Linked DNA regions of Homo sapiens: region 2 is linked to region 1. The links are chromatin loops, found by intact Hi-C in ENCODE. Cell type or tissue: GM12878. All regions are shown on one strand. Links, peaks and the distances in the headings refer to the core of each region. The heading gives the core; the rest is flanking DNA. Region 1 overlaps TMC1 (transmembrane channel like 1). Region 2 overlaps GDA (guanine deaminase).

Region 1 (8,335 bases), core at 82-8,081:
CTAGGAACATCTCATACCAGTACCTACAAATGGCCACTCGCTCTTCAACCTTAATCTAATGGAAGGTGAACAGCAGGTACCCTGAAGGGGGCCCTTCCTTTTCCAGAAACTGAAATCTGTCAGAGGGCGCTGTGACTCCACAGAATTGAGTACTTCCGAGCCAATCTGCACTATCATGAGGAGCGCAGTCCCTGTGCCCCGCTGACCTGCTTGGCAAGGGCATGGTTCCGGCCGCATGTGAACAGCACCTGCATCATTCTTTCTTTCTGTGAGTGAAGAAATCTTAGTGCTAGGACTTTGCACCATTGCACATGTAAAATGTGCTTCTCTAAAGAGCCAGCATTAGAAAGTATTTTACAAAAAAACTTTTCTTATTAGGAATTTCCTATCTCCTCATCTAAAAAGTCTCCCACATGTGGTTTTGTGGTAGTTGCCCCAGCTCTTTGACGTTAGCAGCAAAGCCCTCAGCAGTCTGGGTTTCAATTTGTGAAATTCAAATCCGCAAATATTTACAAGGGTTGCTGGTGGCCAATGTGCCTTCTACACCATCACAAAATGAGGTAGGAATCTAAGGTTTCATGGTACATACTTAGAAGGCGCAGACAGTCAGGTATCTCATAAGCTCTTTTCAGAGACTCTAGTGGTTCTTTTTCTTTGTTCTTTTTCCCTTCTTTTTTCTTTCTTTAGTTAGCTATGTGTTTTCTTCCAGGGGGAATGAAAGCTTTTAACATTCAAATACCATGGAGGCCTGCTGATACACTCTTAACTGCTATAAGAAGCCCAAAGCAACTATGTTACATACATGGTACTCTTGGTTTTCACGAAGAACGGTATGTACAATTCCTTATCAGGCATCATCTGCTATAGACTTACACTAAGAGGCTTTGACCAACTTTTTTCGTGGATGAGAAAGCAAGTACTTTCAATTGTTCTTTTTCTATTTCTGTCTTTTTTTTTTTTTTTTTTTTTTACAATTGAAACTGTGAACTGATAGTCCCAATTGTTGAAGTCATTATTTCTGTTCATCAAATGCTTCCCATTCCTCTTTCCTGAGCACATGGTGGGGCTGCATATGGCTTTGTGGTGAGTGGGACAACATGATTAGTTCTGGCCATGGATTTAACAGTAGAAATAAGATGTATTGCTCCAAGACTGGAACACTGAATTGTTCAAGAAAAACCTTCCAGAGCCATTGTTCCCTTGGCCCTAGTGACCAGCACCTTTTTCTGTGTGTGCTCCATTAAACTGGGTCCTGCAGAGAAGGTGATACAGATGGGCAGACAGTAAGAGCAAGAAATAAATCTTTGTTGTCTTAAGCTACTAGAGTTGAGAGTTGGCTGGGCGCGGTGGCTCACGCCTGTAATCCCAGCACTTTGGGAGGCTGAGGCGGGCAAATCACGAGGTCAGGAGTTCAAGACCAGCCTGGTCAATATGGTGAAACCCTGTCTTTACTAAAAATACAAAAATTAGCCGGGCGTGGTGGCATGCGCCTGTAGTCCCAGCTACTTGGGAGGCTGAGGCGGAAGAATCGCTTGAACCCAGGAGGCAGAGGTTGCAGTGAGCCGAGATCACGCCACTGCACTCCAGCCTGGGCGACAGAGCAAGATTCTGTCTCAAAAAGAAAAAAAAAAAAAAAAGAAACCCCATCTCTACTAAAAATACGAAAATTAGCCAGCGTGGTGGTGCATGCCTGTAATCCCAGCTACTCAGGAAGCTCAAGCAGGAGAATCACTTGAGCCCAGGAGGCGGAAGTTGCAGTGAGCCAAGACTGTACCACTGCACTCCAGCCTGGGCAACAGAGCAAGATTCAGTCTAAAAAAAAAAAAAAAAAAAAAAGTTGAGAGTTGCTTGTTACCACAATGTAAACTAGTTTACCCCATTGATGTAAAACCTGTGACAGAAAGGAAAACAACCTCAGGATGAAGCCAACCCCATAGATAGCAGAATGGAAAAAGTAAACAGCGTTCTGGCCATCACTGAGCCACTGGATCAACCCTCATCTGCAGGCCACTCTAATGCTAGACTTAGTAATTATGTAAGGAATAAATTCCCTCATAATTAAATCCACTTGAATCAAGAGCACCTGAACTGATACAGTGATTATGTTCCATGTTATGTGACTCCCCCACCAACAGTGGCTGTATCTTAGTGAAATAAGAGAGGGCACTAGACCTTAGAGCAAACAATATGTAGGCTGGTCGGGGTCTATGAAGTAGCCATACACAGAAGTTCTGTCTAGTGAGGACACCAGATACAGGGAAGTAACTGACCAAAATTAATACCATTTGGCTTCAAATCCTTCAGTAAGTCTATCGGTAGCAGCAGTTGAATCAGAAGCAGAGGAGGCCAGGCATGTTGGCTCACACCTGTAATTCCAGCATTTTGGGAGGCTGAGGTGGGCAGATCACCTGAGGTCAGGAGTTCGAGACTAGCCTGGTCAACATAAAGAAACCCCGTCTCTACTAAAAATACAAAAATTAGCTGGGCGTGGTGGCACACACCTCTAGTACCACCTACTCGGAAGGCTGAGGCAGAAGAATCACTTGAACCTGGGAGGCGGAGCTTGCAGTGAGCCAAGATTGCGCCACTGCACTCAAGCCTGGGTGACAGAGTGAGACGCTGTCTCAAAAAAAAAAAAAAGAAGAAGAAGAAGCAGAGGAGAGCTGCACATTGTGAGGCAGGCAGGGAGAGAATTGGAGAGTATGTCTCTCTCCTTTTCGAATTGTAGCATGCCCCCCAAGTCATTTCAAAATTCCCCCAACATTCTAGGGGAAAATTCATGAGGAGAATATGAGAGAATATAAAATAGATGTGATAGAATATGAAATCAGTCACATAAATTGTGGGACATAGTCAAAGTTTGTGTTTTCTAATTCAAAGTTAAAAAGTCTGATTTCTTTCCCATTATCATAGCGAAACAGGCCATGTCACCCCAAAATTTGCTGATGTGGCATGTTGATTATTTTGAGCTAAAGTCACCTGAGAAACAGCAGATGCCGGAAAGGGCTATGTGATCTGCCCTCTTCTACCTGTCGTAAGCCAAAAAGATTTATTTAAGAAAGTTGCCCTCCCTGTACCAGAATAAGAAAATAACTCTTATCACCATTGACTGGGAGTTGATGCTGCAATGGAGCTGTACAAATAAACTTTCTAAACTATCCCTTATCTTCCTCTATCTTTACACCTCCCTAGTGAATTCCCACAATTTACTGCCACTGGCCCAAACCCCTTTGTCTTGTCAGCTCTTCATGAATTTATGGTTTCTCTGTCTAAAAGGTATTAGAGCTTTCTGCTTTGTCCATTTCTTCAGGTCTTCTGCTGTCTCATGAGGGTCTCCGCGTACATGTAAAAATCAATAAAACTCATATATTTTTCTCCTGTTAACCTGTCTTACAGTGATTTAATTCTTAGACCCAGGTGAAGATCCCAAGAGGTTAGGGAAGAATTTATCTTTCTCCCCAACAATAGAAATTAGAAACAAACTAACAAAGACAACAGCAGAATGATGAGTATACTCTCATACCTCTCCCCGTCATAGATGCAGCCCCTGCCCCTACCATCGCCATATTAGTAACACCATGCCTGGGCAGGAGAAGGGGGCCCTTTGATGGAAGAGCAACAAAGGAGGTCACTGACTGAGGGTCTGCACTTGCCACCAACGAGGCTGCAACACAACCAGCCAGAGATGAGCAATATCCAGTCAGTTCCAAAATACCCTTCAGTCTTTGAGAAGCCTAGGTTTTCGCCTGTTTCCATTTTTCTTTTCTTTTCCTTCTTCTTCTTCTTTTTTTTTTTTAAAATAGAAATGGGGGTCTTGGGGCTGGGCACGGGGGCTCATGCCTGTAATCCCAGCACTTTGGGAGGCCGAGGTGGGCAGATCACCTGAGATCGGGCGTTCAAGACCAGCCTGACCAACATGGAGAAACCACGTCTCTACTAAAAATACGAAATTAGCCAGGTGTGGTGGTGCATGCCTGTAATCCCAGCTACTCAGGAGGCCAAGGCAGGAGAATTTCTTGAACCCGGGAGGTTGTGGTGAGCTGAGATCATGCCATTGCGCTCCAGCCTGGGCAAAAGGAGCAACACTCTGTCTCAGAAAAGAAAAGAAAAAAAGAAAAGAAAAGAAAAGAAAAAAGAAAATGGGGATCTTACTATGTTGCCCAGGCTATTCTTAAACTCCTGGCTTCAAGCGATCCTTCCACCATGGCCTCCCAAAGGGCTGGGATTGCAGGCATGAGCCACCACACTCCGCCAGATTTTTGCCTGTTTCTGTTTTCTGAAATGCTGGTTTTGGGTGGAGATATCTAACTTCCTTATTCCATGTGTTCTTTCAATAAAACTTCTCTTAATTACAGTGACTTGAAGGTTTCTCTCCTCTTTGAAAACTGAACACTATTTTCAATAATTATCCAATTTTTCCAACCATTTCAAAAGAAATTCTATCTTCACTCTAAAGAATTTTACTCACATTTTTAACCTTAAAAAAAATGATTCTTTTCTCCCAGAGCAATACTGTTTTAACAGCCCTGAGCCTAGTCAAGATAATAGTTGTTGTATCACTTACTTCCAGCAGATGGCGCTATTGCTGGTTCACACACCCACTGTCCTAGGAAATTTAATCTCATTACTAAGTAAATACCAACAACTGCTTCACAAAGGTAACTGCTTCTCCCTCTTCCTGAGAACTCATCACAGTTTTAACAACCACCATCTCCCTAACTGACCCATTGGACATTTAACAGCTGTCTTTGACGGTTCCATAAGTGTAAGACATTGAGCATCTGATACCTAGGGATGTTCTCCAGTCACTGCAGGCAACTTAGAATCTAGCAGGAGAGGTGGCCATTTAGCAAATAATCCCACAGATACATAACCATGGCTTTGATTTGTGCTTCAGAAGGAAACACGCACACCTGCTTGCTAATGCCACACATGACCAAGCCTGAGAGGTGGGACCCAAAGGAGAAGTAGGGGGTAAATTCTGAAGGAGGAGGGAGAGGCAGCCTCCCAAGGAGAGCTCACAGCAAGGTGCTGAGGCTGGAGGATCACGGCACCTGAGTGGAACCAACAAAAAGAGGCCAGAGCTTTGACACCAATGATAAGAGTAAAAGAAAAGAGAACTGACTGATGCCATTGATAAGTTCCTGGCTTTAATGATCCCCAAGTTTATATCTGTAATGATCTTCCCTTCCAGGTTCCACATATATGTTCCTGCTTGATGTATCCTCTTAGCTGTTTCAAAGGTAACCCTCAAATATATGTGTAGCTTTGACTTCACCATCTTCTCAGGTCTGTAGGGCTGTCTCCTGAATGTCAATGAATAGTGAAACTCGTCATTTAGTTGTGAAATTCAGAAAACTGTAAGAGTCCTGGAGTTGTCCTTTACCCTGCTGATCAAATCCTGTTGATGTTATCTACCACATCAGATGGTTTTTTTGCTCGATCAGTGATCAGCAAAAGGGCTGTTCTGTGTATTGTATGATATTCACCAGCATCCCTGACCACTACCCACTAGATGCTAAGTGTGATCTCTAAACTAGCAACTAGCGCCTCCAGGTAATTTGTCAGAAATGCAAATTCTCAGGCCCCATCCACGACCTACTAAATCAATGATACCCAGATATCTGCATTTTAACAAGGTTTCCGTGCCAAGGTGCAGTGGCTATAATCCCAGCACTTTGGGAGGCCAAGGAGAGAGGCTTGCTTTAGCCCAGGAATTTGAGACCAGCCTGGGCAACAGAGTGAGACCCTGTCTCTATTAAAAACAAACAAACAAATAGCCATGGTGGTCCATGCCTGTAGTCCCAGCTACTCAGGAAGCTGAAGTGGCAGGATTGCTTGAGCCTAGGAGATGAAGGCTGATCAAGGTTGCAGTGAGCTATGATTATACCACTGCACTCTAGCCTACGCAACAGTGTGAGACCATCTCTAATAAATAAATAAGACTTCCAGGTGATACTCAAATCCACTACAGTTTGAGAACCACTGCTTCAGAAACCCACTGCCATGAACCTATTCCATCACTTCTTACCCGGGCTACTGCAATAGCCTTGTAATTATTCTTCTCCATATTCACACTTCCTTCTACAGTGAATCTCAATCCTGACACACTTTATAACCTACTGGGAGCCAACCTAAACTAATTAAATCAGGATCTCTGTGGGTGACACCAAGGCTTTGATATTGTTTAGAAGTTTCCTCTGGAAAGCCAAGGCCAGAACTACTACTCAATGCTAATCCATTCTGCCTTGCAGCCAGACTGATGTTTAAAGCTGCAAGTCTGGTCTTAAGTAGAGGTGCCACCTCTACTTAAAATTCACCTTGATATAGCCTCATTTCTTAACACCTACAGGGCAAACCAACAAGCAAGGGGCCTGTGTTTAAAGCCACGCACCCCTCCCATCTTCATCACACTGACCTTCTGTCTGTTCTCTGCAGGCTCCATGCTTTGTCCTGCCTTAGAGTCTTGCACCACTGTTTGCTCTCTTGGCCTAAACCACTCTGTCTTCCTCTTTTTGCCTAGGAATCCTCACTTATTCCGCGGATCTCAGTTTCTTCTTCCCTTCCCCAGGAAAGCCTTTCCCAACCTTCCCTCTTATACTAAGGGTAGGTAAGAGTGGGGTAGGGCCTGAGTTTGCCCAGAAAGTCCTGATTTATGCCTGTTGTTCCAGGACAATTAACACACCCTCTTACATGCTCAAAAATGTCCTGTTTGCAACAATAAATTATATAATGCCCTCACCTGTTAGATACTGTCACACACTTTCTCATATACCTCCCCTTTGTGACTCATCACAGGTGCCACTTTACATTTTTTTGGTGACTCTTGGATTCATGTCCATCTTCCTCACTGGACTGAAACAGTTTGACACACAGGAGGCACCCAACGAATATGTGTTGAATGAATGAACAACCTTTTGAGGTGAGCATTAATTAGTGTTCCCATTTTACAGAAGAGGAAACCGAGTCGAAAGAATTTTAAGTATTTGTGTGATTTGCCAAAATCACACAGTTAGGAAATGGTATGGCTGGAATTTGAACCTAGCTCTGGTGTTTTTCAAGATCATAACCATGAAGCTTGGAGAGAGCTCTTTCACTGCCTGATTCAGTGACTAAGATTCTACAATAGCCCAGGATTGAGCTTTGCTCAGTCCTTTTTAGAACTGAACTCAGCTTGAAAGCTACACAATTATTTCCTTTCCATTGAAATTGCAATCTGCTTCAAGGAAATGAAGCTTATGGCTGTCAGAGTATAAAGGGCAAGTGTGTGGGAGAAGCCAGAGATCAAACGGTCAAATACACTTGTTATAGAATTTTTCATGAGCTGAAAATGCTATCATTTGAATCCAAGCTTCTCCCCATTGGATTTTTAAAAACTGAGAACAAAGGGTGAGGGAAAAGGCAGCTGTCAGTGAATAATCAGGAGGCAGATGGAATGGTGCAGGCCTGGGGACAAGGAGGAGAGGCAGCCAAGGGCTGGGACAGAGATCACAAGATAAGTCAGCATAGCAGAAGCTAAGAAGCTGCTTCTCCCTCAGCCCAAACACAGGGGCAACATTGGATACCCTGCAGTTCATCAGTGGGTCCCTCAACTTGCACCAGCTTCCCTTCCTCTTTCAATATAGTAATAGTAAGTTGTAATGCCCTGAGGTCACTTTGTCTCTGATTCTCAGTTTCCTCATCTGCAAAATGAAGAAGTTCCATCTAAACGACCTTTAAAGTTGTTTTTGGCTGTAAAATTTTATGGTTTTATAACCCACAGCCAATGCTGTTAGAATTGACTCAAGAAAGACAAGAACACACCTGGGTATTAGTAGTCATTCTCTTCTCAAAATCAGAAAAAGGATGGCCCATTTATGCTATTCCTCAACCCATAACCTTACAAACTGCACCTGATTGTTAAAAACGTGCCTCAGGTCAAGTCCGACATGCTTTGAAGTCTAAATTGAACCTTGAAGCTCAGAGCCAAATGAACCCCAACCAGAGTGAATGCCACAGTGTACTAAATCTCAAACTGAGATGAAACTTAAGCTATCATTACAAAAATATACATTTAATAGAAAAAATTGGTGGTGATATTTTTAATTTTTCAATAATTTCATTTGTTGGCAAGATGAATTATGTATAATTTTAGACAATTAAATCGGAACAAACCCAGATTGTATTAATAGTTCACATTTGTGAAACACAATGTATTTAATAGACATTTTCTAATTGGATCAAAACGTTTCATGAGGCTTTGTTTGTTTGTTTCCCCACACTGAGCCTCTAGCAAGTTTATAAGGTTGATGTCAACAGTAGAAGTAAGTAGCTAGGAGGTAAGACCAGCTAGGAG
Region 2 (8,335 bases), core at 272-8,271, 390 kb after region 1:
CTGGCCACCAGCAGAGGATGTTTAGAACCTGTCAATTACAGACAAGGATGAGCTCTCCATCACAAATCCAGGTGGAAAGCCAATACCATGACAAAGGTATCAAATTTAATCTCCAGCAACTAGAAAAGTGTATGGGTTCTAGGATGTGCTCAGTAAATATTTACTGAATGAACACCTGAGGAAGCAGAATTACTAAAACAACAAGAGACATAAAATGAATGAAAAATAGCATCCTTTGATGAATAGGACAGGATGTCATATCTTGAAAGAGGAACAGGTTATTATAAATAGTAAGAGTGAGTTAATGATTTACAAAACTGGCCCATACCATTTCCTAAGAATGTAGTGTGAAAGAAAAGTTTAGAGACATGAAAACAGAACAGAAGTTTCAATATTTTTCTAATAGTAATTATCAAAAGGAAGAATAGATTGAAGAGAGGAATATACTCAGAAAGAGAGAGAAAGAGAAAGAGAAATAACAGAATTCCTAGAAACAGAAGGAAGACAGAAGTTCTCTTATTGAAAGAACTATGTATTAAAGAGAATGAATTGAAGAATTAAACTGAGAATGAATTGGGATGATCAACAATTACAATTTCAGAATATCAGGAATGAAGAAAAAAATCTCAAAGGCCAGAAAATTAACTAGAAAGAAATGAGAATCACATTGATGTCAGCACATTGGATGCTGATAGATAAATAATTTCAAATAGAATTCTCTCTACAGCTAAGGCATTGTTCAAGAGTCAAAAAAAAAAAGTAAAGCCATTTTTGATAATTCTAGGTTTTAGAATGTTTATCACTCACCTGATTGGAAAGAATTGTCAGAGGATATATTCCAACAAAAATGAATGAAGACAGGGATCCAAGTAGCAAAATAAAAAGCAAAGCTCATTGTTAAATTATAATTATAATAATTATTATTATTGAGATGGAGTCTCACTCTGTCACCCAGACTAGAGTGCAATGGTGCACCTTGGCTCACTGCAACCTCCACCTCCTGGGTTCAAGAGATTCTCCCACCTCAGCCTCCTGAGTAGCTGGGATTACAGGCACCCGCCACCATGCCTGGCTAATTTTTGTATTTTTAGTAGAGGCGGGGTCTCACCATGTTGGCCAGGCTGGTCTTGAACTCCTGACCTCAGGTGATCCGTCCGCCTAGGCCTCTCAAAGTGCTGGGATTACAGGCATGAGCCACCGTGCCCGGCCCTCATTGTTAAATTAAGTGCAGATGTTAAAATAAAAAACTGGAATTAAATTGAGATAATTTTTTTAAATTAAACTTAAAAGTTAAATATTATCTTAAATATAGTATACACGGCAAAAAAAAATGGAACTAAAATCTCAGATGATATAACATAGGACGTAGCAAAAAAGGTAGGGATGAAGAAGGGAACAGAATGAAAATGTTCTTGTCTTACCATATGGGAGAATATGCAGCAAAAGAATAGAAGTGTTCAAGACTTTTAACAACTTCATCTCATAGAGATAGAAAAAAATGTCAAATCAACAGAGAAAATGCAGTCTTCTTTTAAAAAATCGCAGAATAATCATAAAAATTAACCTTTTATTAGGTCATAAATCTCAGCTATCCCCAAGAAAAATGACACATTACATTTACTAACCAAACTAAAATAAAACTCAAAATTAAAACGGATATGTAATCTAAATTTTTCTAAATTTTCAAAATTTTAAGCACCTTTCTACAATCTTGACTTAAAGATGAAATTGAAACGGAAAGCTGGGGTTATTTAGAAGCACTACACAAACACTGATAGTAAGCCCCTTCCTCAGTGTCAGGCCCAAACCAGGAGGTACAGGGCTTATATGGGAGAAGATTTTAGTGAATGAGAAATTGAAACTTCAAATTGGACTGTGTTAAAGCAAGCTAAATTTGGCCTGAGCATGCTTCTCAACTTTGAGTTTATAAGGAACTGCAACCTAACTTAGTTTATCAACTCACTGAAAGCCTGATTAGTAATATGCTTTTGTAACAAATAGCTGAGTCTCAGCCAATCACAGCAGCTGAGCTCTAGCCAGTCACAGGTGCCAAGTGATTAGAACAAGTTTGAATAAGGCAAACCCAGAGCTGTAACAATCAAGCTGTTGCTATACCTCACTTCCATTTTCTGTCTTAAATGCTGCCTGCCCACCTTGCTGGGCAGAGTCCTCTGAACCTTTCCTGGTTCTGAGAGCTGCCTGATTCTGGAATCGTTCTTTGCTCAATTTACTCTGTTAAATTTAATTTGTGTGAAGTTTTTCTTTCCACAACTAGAATGAACTGAAAACACTAGAAAGTTCAGGAAGTGCCCTAATTACAGTAAAGGGACAGGACAGGGAGACCCCTGAGAAAGGGAAGAAGGAAGGGAGGAAGGAAACCCAAAGCTACTACTGTTTATTCCCACTGAGCTCATCCCACTGAGTAGGCTACGTGGCTAGTTAACACATCTCCACACCCTTAAACAGATGTCAGCCATACCCTCAGTGCCTCCAACTTAAAAGTTTGTGGGCCCACACTCATTCATTATCAGACACATAAGAAAGAACATAGGATATGTGCTCCGCAATTTTTTTTTTTTTTTTTTTTTTGAGACAGAGTCTCACTCTGTCACCCAGGCTAGAGTGTAGTGGCCTGATCTTGGCTCACTACAACCTCCTCCTCCGGGTTCAGGCGATTCTCATGCCTCAGCCTCCTGAGTAGCTGAGATTACAGGCACATGCCACCACACCCAGCTAATTTTTGTATTTTTAGTAGAGACAGGGTTTTGCCATGTTGGCCAGGCTGGTCTCAAACTCCTGACTTCAGGTGATCCACCCACCTTGGTCTCCCAAAGTGCTAGGATTACAGGCCTGACATCAAATACTTAAACCACCATCACACTCGGCCTGACATCAAATACTTAAACAAATCTCTGATGTCAGAAATAATTTATATGGAGTACTGCCTGAAAAATATATAGTCTTTGATACTCTACCTCTCTAAACATAAAAGAATGATCTATCTGGACTTCTTGATAGTATAGAATCTTTACAATATATATTTTGGCAGCATAGTGTCTATCCACACTAAGGAATATTGAGATTAATTTTCTTAAGTTTCAGTATGAAGCATAGATATGCTTTACCTTAACAAATGTGTTTTTTAATCATAAAAGCAGTGTAAATTTCAGAACTGATTTCCCTCTTTGGGTCAGGTTCTAGAAATCTAAAGCCAAATTCATGACAAACTAACAAATGCATGGACCCCCACAGTAGACATTGTTTTCTTGGTTTTATTTTACTTTTCCTTCCCCCTTTTTTTTCTTTGCCTTGATATCATGACTCATTTTCTTTTGTTGTATACTACGCAATTTTCAGCTATCTCACATCTTTTTTAGAACAATGTGAGGCATAAATAAATTTTGAGAATAAAGATTTGGTGTGGTTAACACCATTCATTAACACAATGCACCAGCTACTTTATACATAGCTTTAGTCCTTCTCAGCTTTTCTAGTGTCATGTGGTGCATGCTAAATATGTAAGATCCACAATTGCACTGAATTTATAATTACGTGAGGCAAGTGTATAAATGTTAGCACTTGCTCGGCCGGGCGCGGTGGCTCATGCCTGTAATCCTGACACTTTGGGAGGCCGAGGTGGGTGGATCATGAGGTCAGGAGTTCAAGACCAGCCTGAGCAATATGGTGAAACCCCGTCTCTACTAAAAATAGAAAAATTAGCTGGGTGTGGTGGCAGGTGCCTGTAATCTCAGCTACTTGGGAGGCTGAGGCAGGAGAATCACTTGAATCTGGGCAGCAGAGGTTGCAGTGAGCCGAGATCATGCCACTGCACTCCAGCTTGGGTGACAAAGTGAGACTCTGTCTCCAAAAAAAAGAAGAAAAAAAAAAAGCACTTGCTTTTACTCTCTAAGACTGGAATGATGCAAGACCAAAAAAACTGGCAAGATGGTTAGGTCAGTTGATGTGGAAGGCTTATAATACTGCCACCACCACATGTAGTGAACACCTTAGGAGGAATCAATGGGTCCCACAAAAATCCATGAGTGTTCAGACCAAGTGCGCTGAACACCAGGACATAATGATCAGACAAGGCAGCATTTGCGCTTTAGCTCCTTTACTGCAGAAACTGTTTCTAATTCCTGAGTAGATTCTGGTTCTGGGCACAGGATTGGAGTAAGAAAGGAACTGATTTTCCTGAAAGAGGAGAAGGAAGGACACTTTCAGAGCCTTCAACATATGGCTGGTACACACTACTGCCACTGTTCAATGACTGTACTAGCCCCAGAGTTCCCTCTAGTGGTGTCAGTGCTCAAGTCACATTACCACGTGCCATGCAATATGGGACCATCCTATTTTCCTTCCTTGCAAAGCTCCCAGAATAACATGATATTCCTTCTAACAGTAATTTAAATATTTAATTTTAAATTTCCTTGGGCATTTTTAAAGCAAACAAATAGAGCTCCCACCATGTGCTAGGCACTATTCTAAGAACTTCACAAATATTAACTTGCTTAATTATCATGAGAATCCTGTGAAATAGGTACTATCATGATCTCTATTTTTTACAGATGGGAAAAGTGAGTCACATAACTTTGCAAAGGTCACATAATGAATCCATATGGTCCTCAGAACAGCATTATGGATTAGCAGGAGTAGGGAAATACACATATTCATTAAACCCAGATTTGGTAAAGTAAAACACAGAAAGTAAAAGAGTAACGTAAACCCACCAGATTGGGGTTTTGGAAACTTGGATTCAAATTCTCTCTTTGCCACTGACTAGCTGTGTAGGTGAGGTGGTCACAAACTCACTGGACTGTGAAAAAGAAACTTAAAAATTCTCTATGGCCCATCTTAGGCTTAACTGCTTATGCTTTATAATTTAAATCTGTCCTAGGAAACTGATATTTCTATAGATGACCAAACAGAATACCACACTCACACACAAGATACTTACGACAACTCTGGTATATACTTCTTCTGCAAAGTCGATGTTCTGGAATCTGTGTTCTGCAGGAAATGTGTACTTGGTCAGCCACTCCAAGAGTGGCAGGTCTATGCTACTTCCAGCAAAGGAATACTGAGAGGCATGGATGTGTGTATCAACCAGCCCAGGCATGAAGAACTCACTGGAAATTAAGATGAGAATAAAAGTATTTAATAATATCTTCAGTCATTTCCCATATTTTTAAATCACATTTTTTCCCAAGCATGATTTCACTGTTCACCCACACAGGTTTATAGGTAATGCAATCAGACAACTGTAAATTCTCCAATTATTTAGAGGTCAGGACATAAAAATGAAGCTCTGCTAGGAGAGATATAGCTTCTAGGTTGGAATGGCTGGTCGGGGTTAACCAGTGATGACGAAGGGAGGGAAAAACACAGCATTGAGCAGAAGCAAAGCAGTGGTGGCACAAGAAAGGACGGGAACTCTGATTTAATCCCATGACTTTGTTCTCACAACTGATAGTTGTAGGTCAGAGATCAAGAATGGAAGAGGAGGCCTTTAAAACTTCTAGAGCCGTGCTGAGCAATGTGCACACCAGTCACTAAGGGCAACTAAAGGTGAGAAACAGACTGGCTGCAATTTTAGACTCAGCAGTCATCTTGATCTTGTCTGACTACAAGAAACCTAGTCTTTTCCCACGTGTTACAGAAACTGAGTTCTGAAATAGAAGCAGCAAGAGCAAGCTGGTTAGGGACAGGCGATCTCAGGAGATGGACCACAAACGGGCAGTGGTGTAAGTAGTGAAGCGAAGAGGGAGTTACATATGATGCTGTGACAACCATGCTCAGGATGCTTGTGATCACTAATGCTACCACCATGATCCACCAATTAATATTCATATTTCTATTAATTCTTATAATTAGAAAGTCCTGGAAAGTGTTCAGAGGCACTACCCACAGAATTGAGGCAGTATGGTGCTAACAGACACTTCATGCTTTTCTAAAGAGCTAATGCAGTTCACCACAGTCACTATTAAGTATCCAACCTCATCCAAACAGATATTTGCCAAAAGATGGGACCCTCTACTGCCACCATTATCCTAGGTAAGTATTCAATCACATAAGCAACTTGAACTTGAAACCTAACATTACAAATAATTCCTCATGCTATCAAATCAAATGTATACATACCACCTAACTGTAAGCCAAATAAAGCCATGAGTAACTCTAAATGCTTTATTTTAAAACAAGAGCAAGGAATGGCAGACTCAGTGGTCATCTTGATCTTGTCTGACTACAAGAAAGCCTCTACATCGCATGGAAAAGACTAGCTTTTTTGTAGTCAGTTATTATAATAATGATGGTGACAGCAGCTAATGTTTCCTGAATATGTACATTCACTAGGCACTGGCACAGCGTTCTACATACATCATCTCATCTGTGGGCAGCAGTTGAGTTAAAGTGTATACATTCTGGTTTTGGCCTGCTAAGATCTGAAATCAGGTTTGACCATAAATCAGCAGTTAGATATTTGACATATTAAAAAAAAAAAAAAATTCTGTGTGACTCAGTTTCCCCTTATGTAAAATGGAGATAGTAGTAGCATCATAGGGCTGTCATGAGGATGTATTTAGTGTGTGTAAGAACAATGCCTAGATAATGGAAAGCATCAATAAATGTTATGGATGATGATGATGATGATGTAATGTTCACAAGAAACTTAGTAAGTATGAGAGTACTGTTACCCTCCTTTACATAAGGGTAAGCTAAAGCTCAGGGAATTTATGTAGCTTGAAAAAAAGTAACTGTTAACTAGTCAGCTTTGGCGCTGAGATTCAAACCCAGGCAGTTTGTCTGTAGGTTCAGTACTCTCGGTCACTACGTTCCACGTGATGGAATTGTTAATTCACTGACTATGGAAATAAAGAACTGTGACAAATTTTTAAGGACGTCAAGAAGGCAGCATTAAGTGGGCCTATAATGTGGGAAGCACTCTGAAAGGGAGGGTGGAATATGGATTTCTCTCAGGTATCAGTCACTGATCTCTCTACAATGTCAGTCCTTTGGGTCTTTGCTTTCTCTCCCGTCATAAAACGGAATAGCAGTGTAACTTCCTCATGCAGTTAAATTGTTTAACCAAATAATATTTCCCAATGTCTACTATATTTAGGAAACCGCCAAGCCCTGTGGAGAGTCCAGAGAAAAATAAGGCATATTGTCGTCAAAGACTTTATAATCTAGTTGAGGAGGTTACGGGTGAATGAGGGAGACAGAGAGGAGGAGGAAGAAAAATGAGGAGAAAGAAAAAGGAGAGGAGGAGAAGAGGAAAAGGACGAGAAAGGAGGAGGAGAAGGAGAAAAAGAGGAGGAGGAGGAAGAGGAGGAGGGAAGAAGAAGAGCAAGAAAAGGAAGAAGAAGGAGAAGGGAGAAGAGGCAGAAGAAAAGAAGGAGAGGAGGCTGGGCACGGTGGCTCACGCCTGTAATCCCAGCACTTTGGGAGGCCAAGGCGGGCAGATCACGAGGTCAGGAGATCGAGACCATCCTGGCTAACACGGTGAAACCCCATCTCTACTAAAAATACAAAAATTAGCCAGGCGTGGTGGCAGGCGCCTGTAGTCCCAGCTACTCGGGCGGCTGAGGCAGGAGAATGGCGTGAACACGGGAGGCGGAGCTTGAGGTGAGCAGAGATCATGCCACTGCACTCCAGCCTGGGTGACAGAGCGAGACTCCATCTCAAAAAAAAAAAAAAAAAAAAAGAAAGGATTCAGATTTGAGGGTCTTATATAGGTAACTCTAGAAGTTGGCGATGCCAGAGTTCTCTGTGGAAGGAAGAACAAACCAACATCTTAAGCAGCACCTTCGACTTCAGGAGTAAGACTGAGAAAGAAAAGATCAGGATCAATCTTGGCAGAGTTATTGTCAGGAGGGTAGAGGGAACCCAGGACAGAGAGGTGTCAGGGACAGTAAAGAAGAGACATTCAAGAAGGAGCAGGGCAGTGACTAGTGCCAAAAACTGCAAGGGTCAAAAATGCATGGCCTCAGGAATAATCCTAAGACCCCCAATTTTGGAAAGATTTAGCTCTTCCTTTAAAAAGTAGTCACTGAGTCTCTAGAATGTTTTTGTTACTGCACTAAGTGCTAAAAAGAGAGTGTTTGAGAAAGTCCTGTGCAGATGGAGAGCGCCCTTTTAAAATATTTGGTAGTGAAAGTTAGGATGAAGAAGAGTTCAAGTCACTTTATGTTTTTCATGTAGGAGAAATGAGCATGTTCATTGTAGCTGAGATGAGAGAGTGAAAGATGATTCAGAGTACAAAGTCTTCAGAGGCAACAGAAGCGCAAGGATTTATTGCATCTGAAGTGTGATTTTTTTACCCAGAAAAGTTACA

The links. A loop is a pair of places that touch in the nucleus more often than their neighbours do. Peaks named below come from ENCODE experiments on the same cell type or tissue, not always from the same donor. Only the 100,000 strongest peaks of a DNase experiment are listed, where the experiment ranks them.
Region 2: a loop joins it to region 1, with 4 times the contacts of the local background. A loop is called at or near these places in 2 of 110 quality-filtered maps.

What each region holds. Positions count from the first base shown.
Region 1 is chr9:72,589,175-72,597,509 of GRCh38, reverse strand. All of the region lies in intron 2 of TMC1 (transmembrane channel like 1), which reads right to left. Among named protein-coding and RNA genes, the nearest start is that of TMC1, 72 kb to the right of the region's middle. RefSeq lists an enhancer at 4,789-4,848. In GM12878, for the core only: a CTCF peak has its summit at 4,575 (motif pointing right); a DNase peak (open chromatin) is centred at 4,679.
Region 2 is chr9:72,199,365-72,207,699 of GRCh38, reverse strand. GDA (guanine deaminase) reads right to left here. Exons shown (of 14, transcript NM_004293.5): 3 at 4,958-5,129. Among named protein-coding and RNA genes, the nearest start is that of GDA, 54 kb to the right of the region's middle. RefSeq lists a silencer at 4,211-4,370. In GM12878, for the core only: a CTCF peak has its summit at 4,287 (motif pointing left); DNase peaks (open chromatin) are centred at 321, 1,939 and 4,275.